4 separate regions of the Homo sapiens genome follow, and all the other regions are linked to region 1. A link is a contact called in ENCODE Hi-C data. All regions are on one chromosome and are shown on one strand. The core of a region is the stretch at or near the end of the contact, and the rest is flanking DNA. Distances in the headings are between cores, read along the strand shown. Region 1 holds the start of EPYC (epiphycan). Region 2 overlaps LOC107984543 (a long non-coding RNA gene). Region 3 overlaps LINC01619 (long intergenic non-protein coding RNA 1619). Region 4 holds the start of DUSP6 (dual specificity phosphatase 6).

What was found. Hi-C counts contacts between places; a loop is a spot of excess contacts on that map. Pooled maps may share reads with other maps.
Region 2: a loop to region 1 is called in a map with no recorded cell type, with 5 times the contacts of the local background. The contact joins the enhancer-like site here to the promoter of EPYC in region 1. A Hi-C loop is called at or near these places in 2 of 37 single-sample maps with no recorded cell type and 2 of 50 pooled maps.
Region 3: a loop to region 1 is called in a pooled map, with 4 times the contacts of the local background. The contact joins the enhancer-like site here to the promoter of EPYC in region 1. A Hi-C loop is called at or near these places in 3 of 37 single-sample maps with no recorded cell type and 4 of 50 pooled maps.
Region 4: a loop to region 1 is called in a map with no recorded cell type, with 9 times the contacts of the local background. The contact joins the promoter of DUSP6 here to the promoter of EPYC in region 1. A Hi-C loop is called at or near these places in 6 of 37 single-sample maps with no recorded cell type and 4 of 50 pooled maps.

The regions. Positions count from the first base shown.
Region 1 is chr12:91,003,683-91,006,382 of GRCh38, reverse strand. It overlaps EPYC (epiphycan), which reads left to right and starts at 1,411. Exons shown (of 7, transcript NM_004950.5): 1 at 1,411-1,436.
Region 2 is chr12:89,755,551-89,758,250 of GRCh38, reverse strand. The region is part of intron 2 of LOC107984543 (a long non-coding RNA gene); the gene reads right to left. Among named protein-coding and RNA genes, the nearest start is that of ATP2B1-AS1, 48 kb to the right of the region's middle. Within about 2 kb of position 1,395, at least 7 of the 41 ENCODE cell types and tissues checked have a DNase peak (open chromatin) inside an H3K27ac peak, as active enhancers do.
Region 3 is chr12:92,033,615-92,036,314 of GRCh38, reverse strand. All of the region lies in intron 1 of LINC01619 (long intergenic non-protein coding RNA 1619), which reads left to right. Among named protein-coding and RNA genes, the nearest start is that of LINC01619, 110 kb to the left of the region's middle. RefSeq lists enhancers at 1,015-1,324, 1,048-1,342. Within about 2 kb of position 1,299, at least 27 of the 41 ENCODE cell types and tissues checked have a DNase peak (open chromatin) inside an H3K27ac peak, as active enhancers do.
Region 4 is chr12:89,351,205-89,353,904 of GRCh38, reverse strand. DUSP6 (dual specificity phosphatase 6) reads left to right here and starts at 1,404. Exons shown (of 3, transcript NM_001946.4): 1 at 1,404-2,265. The coding sequence starts at 1,866. All of the region lies in intron 9 of POC1B-DUSP6 (POC1B-DUSP6 readthrough), which reads left to right. RefSeq lists a silencer at 149-458 and an enhancer at 2,278-2,700.

The sequences.
Region 1 (2,700 bases), core at 162-2,661:
GAGGTGATTAACAATCATATATGAAATCACCTGACACCCCACGTGGACCTTGCTTCTAAAGAGGACAAGCCTAGAAACTTGGATTCAGGCATCTTTCCAGCACTGCTTCTAAAAGTGGCCTTTATATGGTGGGGTGAGACTTCACAGATGCCAGAAATAAGTTCCTGTCTCCAAGATGGCCTCTCTATTTTTTGAGAGGTCTTGGTAGACTTCATACATTACCCATTATCACTGTTTCTGCTCCAAATAAAATTGTTTTTGAGAAAAACAATGCATACTAAGAACAAATCATTTGGAAACAGGGTTGGATGATGGGGATGACAAATAAGAATGCCCTGAATAGATGGGCAAAGACATTTTGAGGGCAGGGAAGATGGGAGCAGAGGCAGGAAGGGGAGTGAGAGAACCTTAAAGACAAACCTTCTTCTCTCCCATCACTTGGCCCAGGAGTAATACCGCTTTCAAAATTCAATACATCTATTCACTTGCAGACATGAAGGAAAAGATTCCTGAAGCATAAGTGAGAACCAAATTCCTAGATTTATCTAAAGCATACCAGAATACAAGATGCAACTTTCACCTTTCTCTAGGACTTATACAATGTAAAATTGAGGTATGGAAATTTAAAGCATATTTTTTCTCTTCATATTTGTATTAAAGTTCAATTTTACAAACCATGGAAGTTAACAAGAGCTTAAAATAAAGCTCCTATTCTAAGGAAAAAATGTGTAATTTGATTTATTTGTCTATGATAGATACAATAACTTTTTTTAAAAAAAGCCCCTTTTCTCCCCAAAACACGCAGATCATATTTATGCATCACTTCTGGATGTAATTTTTTTAAAGTTATGCAAAAGGTTCATTTTTCCCTGTTTTGCTATCAAAGCATTCCATGCAATCAAAATAATTGGGATATCTTTTTTTACTTACCCAATATTAAACAGGTAAGGTTTCTGCAACATTTACCAAATTTCACTTAACATTAATGAAAAGTGAAGAAAGCAATTCAAGACTTCAAGTTTTGGGAAAATTATTTCTTATTAGAACTAAAATATCCATCTATAGTATCACTGTATACATGAACTTCATTTCTTAATTGGTGAGTTTGTTACAGATGAGGTATGTTAAATCCAACTTTTTCCATTTAAAAATTTTAAGGTGATACTTTGGCAATTATAACTCCATTAACATAATTTCAAGAACTTTGTATACTATGTGATTTGGATCCTACTGCTTAGTTTGGGTGACTATAAAATAATTTGAGGTTTTTTAAAGACTGAGAAGTATTTCTCAATATTAGGTTTTGCAAACAGAAAGTTGAGTGTTATAAATTCCACCTCCCACAGACCAGAATTCACAGCCATTGGTCAGGGGCAAATACCACTAGCTCTGCATCCTCAGTCACTTTGTGCCATTTCATCAGGTCAGAGCCAAAGGTAAGTTTTTATACTTGCTTTCTTCTTGGGTCAGAGTTCTTTCCCTACTATAACAACCTTTAAAAAATAATTTAACTTGCCTTAATGTCATCTGGTGAATTTTGATTCAATGGATTTGGTTTATTTTTGTTATTGACTTTGTATTTATATTATTCTTGGAAAATCCAAAATTTTGAATTAGCTTAGGAATTAATAACATACAGCAAATAGTTAATCTCAGTAGTCATGACAGATGCCAATAAAATTAGAGTAGTTTCCAATATATGCCTTAAGTAAAGTTTCCTGACACAGACCACATTCTTTGCCAGTATAGACAGGCACTATTGATTGATATTAATTGAAATTTTGTGAAAAGGGAGGAAATAGTGAAATTTCCTGAGATTAAAAGTATTGTAATGATTACATGACATTATGCATTTAAAATTTTTTTGAGCTATATATTGAAAGTTTTAAATACACAAATTTTAAAATATTAATAAATGGTATAAAGTGAACACAAAATTAAAGTGTTAATTAAGAAACTACATTAAATGCTAATACAATTACTTGAAGAAAGGAATATAAATTTTTTAACTAAACATAGATAGATGCTGTATATATTTTTAAGATTCACACAGCCTGCCTTATAGTTGATAGCTCTAGGAGTGATGCAAAATGCAAGCAAATTCTGAGATGTAGCTATATGTAATCAAATATAGTATGATGTGAGAAAAAAGGCCAGCAAGTGTATAATTTCTTTGAATAATGGAAGTTGCCAGAAACATATAAGGAAAAATTTTTTTTAAGTTGGTAGTGGCTTCTGTTAATGTTTCCAACTTGATTATGGGAGAATGGTTCCTGGAAGATTTGCAAACCCACTGTTTTATTAAGTAGGACTTTGTTGGTAATTGCCTAGAACAGTTCCAAATCTGCAATCCTGCAAAGACTTCTGCAAAGGCAACTGAAATAGAGGCTTAGTTTATCCTGTGTGAATAAGAAATTTATTTGAAGAAAGCATAGGAGAGCTAAGAAGGAGCTCCTTGTACTGCTTCTTATTCTCAGAGGAATTTCATATCCTTCTGCCTAAACCTGCTTCATAAAGGCTTTCTTTCAAGTAACTGAAGGTCATTTTGTCTGCCAGTGCATTCAAGTTTAAAAGTAATATTTATCATGAATTCCCTTTTATATGTATGCATAGGTAGTAACACCACAGGTACTGTTCTTAAAGTAAACCCAAGAAGTGTGTCCAAATGTAAAAGCCTCTAAAATTAGACATGCTTGATAC
Region 2 (2,700 bases), core at 146-2,645, 1.2 Mb after region 1:
TAGTGTGAGATGATATCTCATTGTGGTTTTGGTTTACATTTCTTCTGATTAATGATGTGGAGCACTTTTTCATGTTTGTTGACCAATTGTGTGTCTTCTTTTGGGAAGCGTCCATTCTGTCTTTTGACCCCTTTTTAATGTGGTTATTTGTTTTTGGCTTACTGAGTTATTTAAATTTCTTATAGATACTAGATATTAGACCTTTGTTGGATGCAGAGTTTGCAAATATTTTCTCTCATTCTGTGAGTTGTCTGTTTACTCTGTTTATAGTTTTTATTTTGTTTTTGTTTTGCTGTACAGAAACTCTTTAGTTTAATTAGGTCTCATTTGTCCATTTTTGTTTATGCTGCAATTGCTTAATCATAAATTTTTTCCCAAGGTCAGTGGCCAGAATAGTGTTTCCTATGTTTTCTTCTAGGATTCTAATAGTTTGAGGTCTTACATTTAAAGCTTTAATCAACCTTGAATTAATTTTTGTATATGGTGAAAGGTAGGTATCCAGTTTTATTCCTTTGCATATTGCTAGCTAGCTATCCCAGCACCATTTATTGAATAGGAAGTCCTTTCCTCATTGCTTATTTTGGACAGTTTTGTCCAAGATCAGATGGTTGTAGGTGTGTGACTTTATTTATGGGTTCTCTAGAATGCTCTTATTCTTAAGGGATGCAGGTTAAACATACTTGGATGTGACAGAATTCCTGCAATTTACTTTTTAAAAAGTCACTAAAAAACTCCCGTGTGTGTTTGTGTGTATGTGTATGTGTGTGTTTGTAAGGACATAAATCAAATGTGGCACAATAATCAGTTAGTGAAATAGGTTAAAAGTATGCTGTGTTCATTGTACTGTACTATTCTAACATTTTTGTAAGTTTTTAAATGATCAGTGAAAGTTGGGTGGCAGGGAATATTGAGAAATTGTTGGCATTGAAGTCAGAGAACCTGGAAGTTGAATTCATGTTTTTATCTTGGGCAAGCCACTCCCGACTTCCGAGTATGAAAGGGATAACCTCACTGACCTATTCCTTAAGACTGCTGTGAGGATAACAATCTAGGCCCAGGGGTATTTGTAAACTAAAAATCACTGCAGGGTTCTCAATCTGGAGTCCAAGGACAGAAGACAGATTCCATGAACTTGGATGGGAATCTCACTACCCTCTAACTGCAATTTAACATTTCCTTCAATTACACACATTAGCATAAGTTAACATGTCATCTATTTGTTCATAGTAACAGCTCAATATTGTTAGCTGTTATGATTACAGTTAATTTTCTTAAGTTGCACAAGTGACAGTCATGAAAAACATGAGTCAGCAACAGAGCTCTTACAATCTTACATCCTCTTTTTTCTTCCACATCTAAAGGACACGCCTACTCTGAGCCAATACTATGTGAAAGATACTATACCGTTGACTCATATTTTCCATGGCCCTCACTTGTGCAACTTAAAAAACCAAATTGTAATAACAGAGTTTACTCAATGTGTTCAAAACTGAACTCCTGATCTTCCCCCTAAAAAAACTGCTCACTCAAAGCCTCTCCCATGATGTCATTCCAACAGTCCAGGTGCTCAAGTCAAAAACTTTAGAGTCATCCTTGACTTTTCTTTTTTCCACCCTACCTCTAATCCTTTAGGAAATTCTGTTGGCGCTACCTTTAAAATATGTAAAAATCTGACCATTTCCCACCACGAATACTGCTACTGCTCTAGTCCAAGCCACCACCATCTTTCACCCAAAGACTAATACAACAGCCTCCTAAGCAGGTACCCTGCTTCTTCACTTGAGTCTATTCTCTCTGTAAATAATTATCCTTTTAAAATATGTCACATCATCCGTTCTCCTTTTTAAAACTTTGCAATGGTTCCCATTTCTCTCAGAGTAGAAACCAAAGTCCTTCCAACGATCTCAAGAACCCATATGATCTGACTTCCCTTTACCACTGTAACCTCAACTCCTACCTATCTCTCTCTGCCCCCACCCTGTCCCAGCCACACTGGCCTCCTTGACATCCCTAGAACGTGCCAGGCATGCTCCTACCTAAGGATTTTTGCACTGGATGTTCTCACTGCTTTGGAACCCAGATATTTATGTAGCTAATTCCATCATCTCCATGTCTTTGATCAAAGAGTAAGAGGCCTACTCTGACAATTCTTTTTAAAACAGCAACTAACCTAGAGATGCCTAATCCCCCTACCTTTCCTCTAGCACTTATGACCTTCTAATGTATAAATAATATAATATGTAGTGTCTATTGCCCCGTGCTAGATTATGAGCTCCATAGAGGGCAAAGGTCTTTTTTTGTTTCCTCATGTTTTTTTAAATTATTTATTCATTTATCTATTTTGTTATTGTTTTGTTTTCAATTTTTATTGTGCTTAAATATACATAATATAAGATATACTATCTTAACTATTTTTAATGTACAGTTCAATGGTATTAAGAACAGTTATGGCTGGGTGCGGTGGCTCATGCCTGTAATCCTAGCACTTTGGGAGGCCGAGGTAGGAGGATCACTTGAGGTCAGGAGATTGAAACCAGCCTGCTAACATGGTGAAACCCCATCTCTACTAAAAATACAAAAAAAAAAAAAAAAAGAGCCAGGTGTGGTGGCAGGTGCCTGTAATCACAGCTACTCAGGAGGCTAGGGTACAAGAATCGCTTGAACCCAGGAGGCAGAGGTTGCAGTGAGCCGAGATCGAGA
Region 3 (2,700 bases), core at 50-2,549, 1.0 Mb before region 1:
TAATGAAGACTCTGTCAGGCCTCATTTTGATCTGGTTAATGAGGATCTGATTGAATTTGCCATCGTGAGGTCTTCTGGGCCAGTAAACGATTTCCCTTATTTTTCTGCACAGAAACAAGGATGAGGGCGAGTTGTCAGTGTAAGCATTTGTATGTCATAAGTTGTCAGACATCATGCATTTGGTGGATGATTTGCTAGGTCATCTCAGAGAGATCATTTAATCTTCTTGTGTTTTAGTTGTTTACATCTGTGAAAGCATAATTACACATATGGGGCTTCCAAGGAAAGTTTTATTAGTGAAAATATGTAAGGTGTATTAATTTGAGGGGCTTTTGCAAAAGAGCTTTGCATCACTTTTTGCTAGACAAAGTGTCATCTTGAGGCGGTATAGAAATTCGATGGCAAGATAGTCTGAGAAAAAGTGCTTGCCAAGGAAATATCAGATCTGAAGGAAGGGAGGGGTCATTCCTGGTATTCCATGCATTTGGAGGTGACTTCTGACAGGGCTTGTTGGTACAGTATTTTCTCTGAGAGAAAAACTGAAATCATAAGAACACCATTTGGGAGCCCAAATTCAATGTATCCACAATTAAAAAAGACAAATTCTTATATGCTCAGCTTCAGATTATGAATTACCAATAACATCTTGATGGTTTTGTTCTTTTGCTTTGAGGGGACTTTGGTGCTGAAAACACTCAAAACTCTGCTTTTCACAGGCAGCACGTAAACAACAGCAAACCTGGAAGATGTTAGTCCTTCAAGATGTGCAGGTTAGCACACTCTGGTTTCATTGTACTCTCTTATGATCCAGTAGCCTCAGATCCCCCAGACCAGGTATACTTTTATAAATACATACAGAACCAATCAATATTTATTTTTGGGTCACTAAAACTATTCTAGCAAATTCCTTAATAAGGTCTCTAGATGAAAATACATCTGAAACCAAAGAATAGTTTTGCTTTCACAACTTCCAGTTCCGATATTTTAAAACACTGATTTAAACCTTTTCATATGTAACAAGTGAGACTCGGGGGGGAACCCTGTATTTCACCTTGCTGCTTACCCACTCTCTTTCTCCTCCTTCCTCCACCCCCTTGAAACTGCAAGCATGAATTCTGTTGCTTTCATCTGTGTGAATTTCCCGTTGGCAGTGCCCCAACTCTCGGAATCATTCTGTTTCCCCCAAGGGAATCAGCAGATGTTCCTTGTGTGATTGATGTACCGTGTGCTGTTCGGCTTTGCCTGGGCTTGTCCACGTGTCCTCCAAAAATGTAAACAGAGGCGCTGCAACTGTGCCTCAAAGTGGCAGGCAGGGCGGCAAGTCGGTAACAAAACCAAACAAATGCAGGAAATGTTGCTCCTTCCTGCAGTATGTGCAGGAGGGTGGCTCTCTCATGATACAGTTCTAGCTGTAGTATCTGAACAAGGTGGGTTCTATGGTGTAAAAAGTCACTTGTTAAGTGCTGTGACAATTTGTCAATCTGTGTTACTTCACACTGAAAAAATTCCCAGCAATGTCATTTCTGCCAGTATCACGGGAAATAGTTATGTAGTTAAAGTTTTAAAAGCTAAGTTCACTGCATATTGTTTATAATAGTTCAAAAGTGGGATGGAATTAAATGTGTAACAAGAATTTGGTTAAAAAAATCATGATATGTGTCTGTTTATATCTCTTCCAGATATATCTATTTTTACCATTTAAAATGAGGGTGTAAAACAGTGGCCTTAAAAATTTTTGATTGTGGGCACCCTTGGGGAGCTCAATAAAAGCTGTGAACCATCTCCCTAGAAAAATCTCCATATGCTCAACATTTTCATGTAATATAAAGAGATTTAAACAGGAACCTGTCTATCACTCAAAGGTTAAGAACTCCTAGTATTAAGAATTTAGTAGAAATAATATTTAATAATTTAGATATATGGAGTAGTGGAACAAGCAAGTTATAAAAGTATGATTCAGCCAGGTGCAATGGTTCATACCTGTAATCCCAGCACTTTGGTTGGCCAAGGCGAGAGGATCACTTGAGCCCAGGAGTTTGATAACAGCCTGGGCAGACTCTGTCTCTACTAAAAAAAAAGAACTAGGTGTGGTGGCAGCATGCACCTGTAGTCCCACATACTCTGGAGGCTGAAGTGGGAGGATTGCTTGAGCCCAGAAGTTCAAGGCTGCAGGAAGCCACTGCACTCCAGTCTGAGAAACAGAGCCAGCCCCGTGCCTCAAAAAAAATAAATAAATAAAAATAAAAAAAAGACTATGATCACATTTTTGTAAAAATAACCCCACCATATATAGTTAAAAAAAAGGGGTGGGGGCTTTGAAAAGCTGAACATTTAGATGCTAATGATGGCTTCTCTGGGGATGATAAGTTTTCTCTGCAAGTCTTCTTTTCTCTTTCCCTTCCTCCCTCCCTCCTTTCTTCTTCTCTTTCTTCATTCATGTCTCCCTCTCTCCCTTCTTCTCCTTGTTTTCCCTTATTTGTATCTTCTAACTTTTCTACAATTAAACAAAAACTACCTTTATGAAAAGAAATATGTCATGTAAGTTTGTTTTAATTAAACAAAAATGCTGTAATCAGCTTTGGCAAGTATGTTAGAACATCTGGGGACATTTCCAGCACCCCTCTTCATTCACCGCATGGTGAAACACTAGGAAGAAGTCACATTAGAATGAAGGGACACTATTTCTGAGTGAGACATGGT
Region 4 (2,700 bases), core at 155-2,654, 1.7 Mb after region 1:
GCGGTAGAGACGTTCCCCTCGACTCCTTGGGAGCGAGGAGCCAGGGGGGTCCCGGCAGGCACTCGTCCTTGCTCCCCCCACCCTCCCCAGATCTCTATGGACCCGGGAGTCCCTCGCTGAGCCCCGCACCCGTCCACTGCGTCGCGCACAGCCCCGTGCCCAAGCGGGGAGACGGGGACGGCGGGGCGGTGGCAGGGAGCGCAGCGCGCAGGCGCGGCTGGTGCTCCCCGGAGTGCCCGGCGCTGGACAAAGGGAGGAGGCGGCGGCAGGAGAGGGCTGGGGAGGCCCCCTCTGACATGCCTCCCTGCCAACTGTAACCAATCGTCGAGCCCCCCTGCCGAGCCCCCGCAGCCTGCAGGTCTTGCGGGAGGACTTCCTCACGCCTCGCCCATGGCGGGGACTGCTGGCCCGGCCCGGCGCGTCCCAGCACACCTCGCTCAGGCAGCCCCGCCAGACCGGCTCCCCCGTCAGAAGCCGAGCTCCTTGCCCAGAAATCATTAACCAGCGCGACCTCCCAGCAGGCGATGGTGGTGGTGGGGCGGGGGGAGAGATATAGATTCCCCCGAACAATGGCTTGTAACTCCCCACGCCGCCGGAGCGGAATACAGTAAAAGCACTGGACTGACCTAAGAGTTTGTTTCTGCACTCTACATTGTTTTAATGAAAATAAAATGTTATTTTAAGAAAAAAGGTTTTCTTCTGATTTTCTGCACAACCAGACGTTTGTTTGTTTGCTTTAAAATGTTTCAACAAAATCCTGGTTTGTTTCGAAATATGTTGGATTAGCATTTAACACCTCATCGGTCACTAAAGCCCAGTCAGTTCACCAGCCCCAACACAGCCTCGGCTAAAAGAACATCAGAGCAAACAGAGCTGGGCCTTTAAAAGTGGCAAACAAATGCCACACACCGCCTAAAGAAGGGGGGTTGGGGGAGGGGAGGGTTAAGGCGAACTTGGGTCCAAATGAGTTTGAAGGGAATACAAAGAACGAAAAGTCAGCACAAGTTTTCCTAAAGCTAGCTCGCGAACGCAAGCGTCGCGAACAAGGGCTTTTGTGCATGCTAATTGCGCCATTGGTGCGCAAAAGTTCCGACGCGAAGTGTGAACTCTCAACAGAAGGAAACATGAGACAACTGAAGTGCCCTGGTTTATGTGCCCTGCTCCTCCTCCGCTGCCGCCTCCCCTTCTTTCTCCTTCCTCCCGCCGAGCCCGCTGTTGCAGCTTGTTTGCACTGGGGCTTATCCGGAGCGGAAATTCCTTTCCGTTTTTGTGAATGACAAACTCATTAACAATTCATCAACACAACCTGTTCCAGCCGGCCCGTCCCCACGGCAACAGCCCCTTCCGCAGCACGCTCATTGGCTGGCCCGGAGAATGTATCCATTGAGACGCTCGCTGTTTGTATCCATTGAGGAGCTGCCTCGCGCAGGGGGTGTGCGAGGCTGAGTCCAAGAGATAGCAAATCGAGTCTTAAATAATCCGGGGAGAAAGACGCCCGGGTAGATTTGAGGTGCAGCCTTGGAGGGAGGGATTAGAAGCCGCTAGACTTTTTTTCCTCCCCTCTCAGTAGCACGGAGTCCGAATTAATTGGATTTCATTCACTGGGGAGGAACAAAAACTATCTGGGCAGCTTCATTGAGAGAGATTCATTGACACTAAGAGCCAGCGGCTGCAGCTGGGTGCAGAGAGAACCTCCGGCTTTACTTCTGTCTCGTCTGCCCCAACCGCTAGCCTCGGCTTGGGTAAGGCGAGGCGGAATTAAACCCCGCTCCGAGAGCGGCAGCTTCGCGCGCGGTGCGCTCGGCCTATGCCTGCCCCGAGGGGCGTCTGGTAGGCACCCCGCCCTCTCCCGCAGCTCGACCCCCATGATAGATACGCTCAGACCCGTGCCCTTCGCGTCGGAAATGGCGATCAGCAAGACGGTGGCGTGGCTCAACGAGCAGCTGGAGCTGGGCAACGAGCGGCTGCTGCTGATGGACTGCCGGCCGCAGGAGCTATACGAGTCGTCGCACATCGAGTCGGCCATCAACGTGGCCATCCCGGGCATCATGCTGCGGCGCCTGCAGAAGGGTAACCTGCCGGTGCGCGCGCTCTTCACGCGCGGCGAGGACCGGGACCGCTTCACCCGGCGCTGTGGCACCGACACAGTGGTGCTCTACGACGAGAGCAGCAGCGACTGGAACGAGAATACGGGCGGCGAGTCGGTGCTCGGGCTGCTGCTCAAGAAGCTCAAGGACGAGGGCTGCCGGGCGTTCTACCTGGAAGGTACGCGCCCAGGGAACTCCGCGCGCGGGGCAGGGCTAGGGGCGCAGGGCTGCGGGCGGGGCGCGTGGATTGAAAATACCTCTGCTCCGCTCAGCTGGAGCTTCGGAGCCGCGCTGCCCGCCTAGGGACCGGCAGCCGGCGAGGTAGGGGCCGCGAACCGCGCGTTCCGCACCAGAGAACCGGGCCGGCTCAGAATCCACTCGCTTCCGGCTGCGGGTACCGGCGGTTTCTTTCTAACGGGTTCTGCGCCTTCTTAGCCAGAACATCCTCCACCATCACCCTGTTTTCTATCGTTCGATTTTGAATTAAGATTTGCAGGACGGGAGAGATTGTTGGGGATGCAAATTGGCACATCTTAGCTCTCAAAATATTCCAAAAAGTTGCCATTTTGTCTATTTCCGGATTCAAGCGAATAAGGGTTCCCTGGCGAGGCGG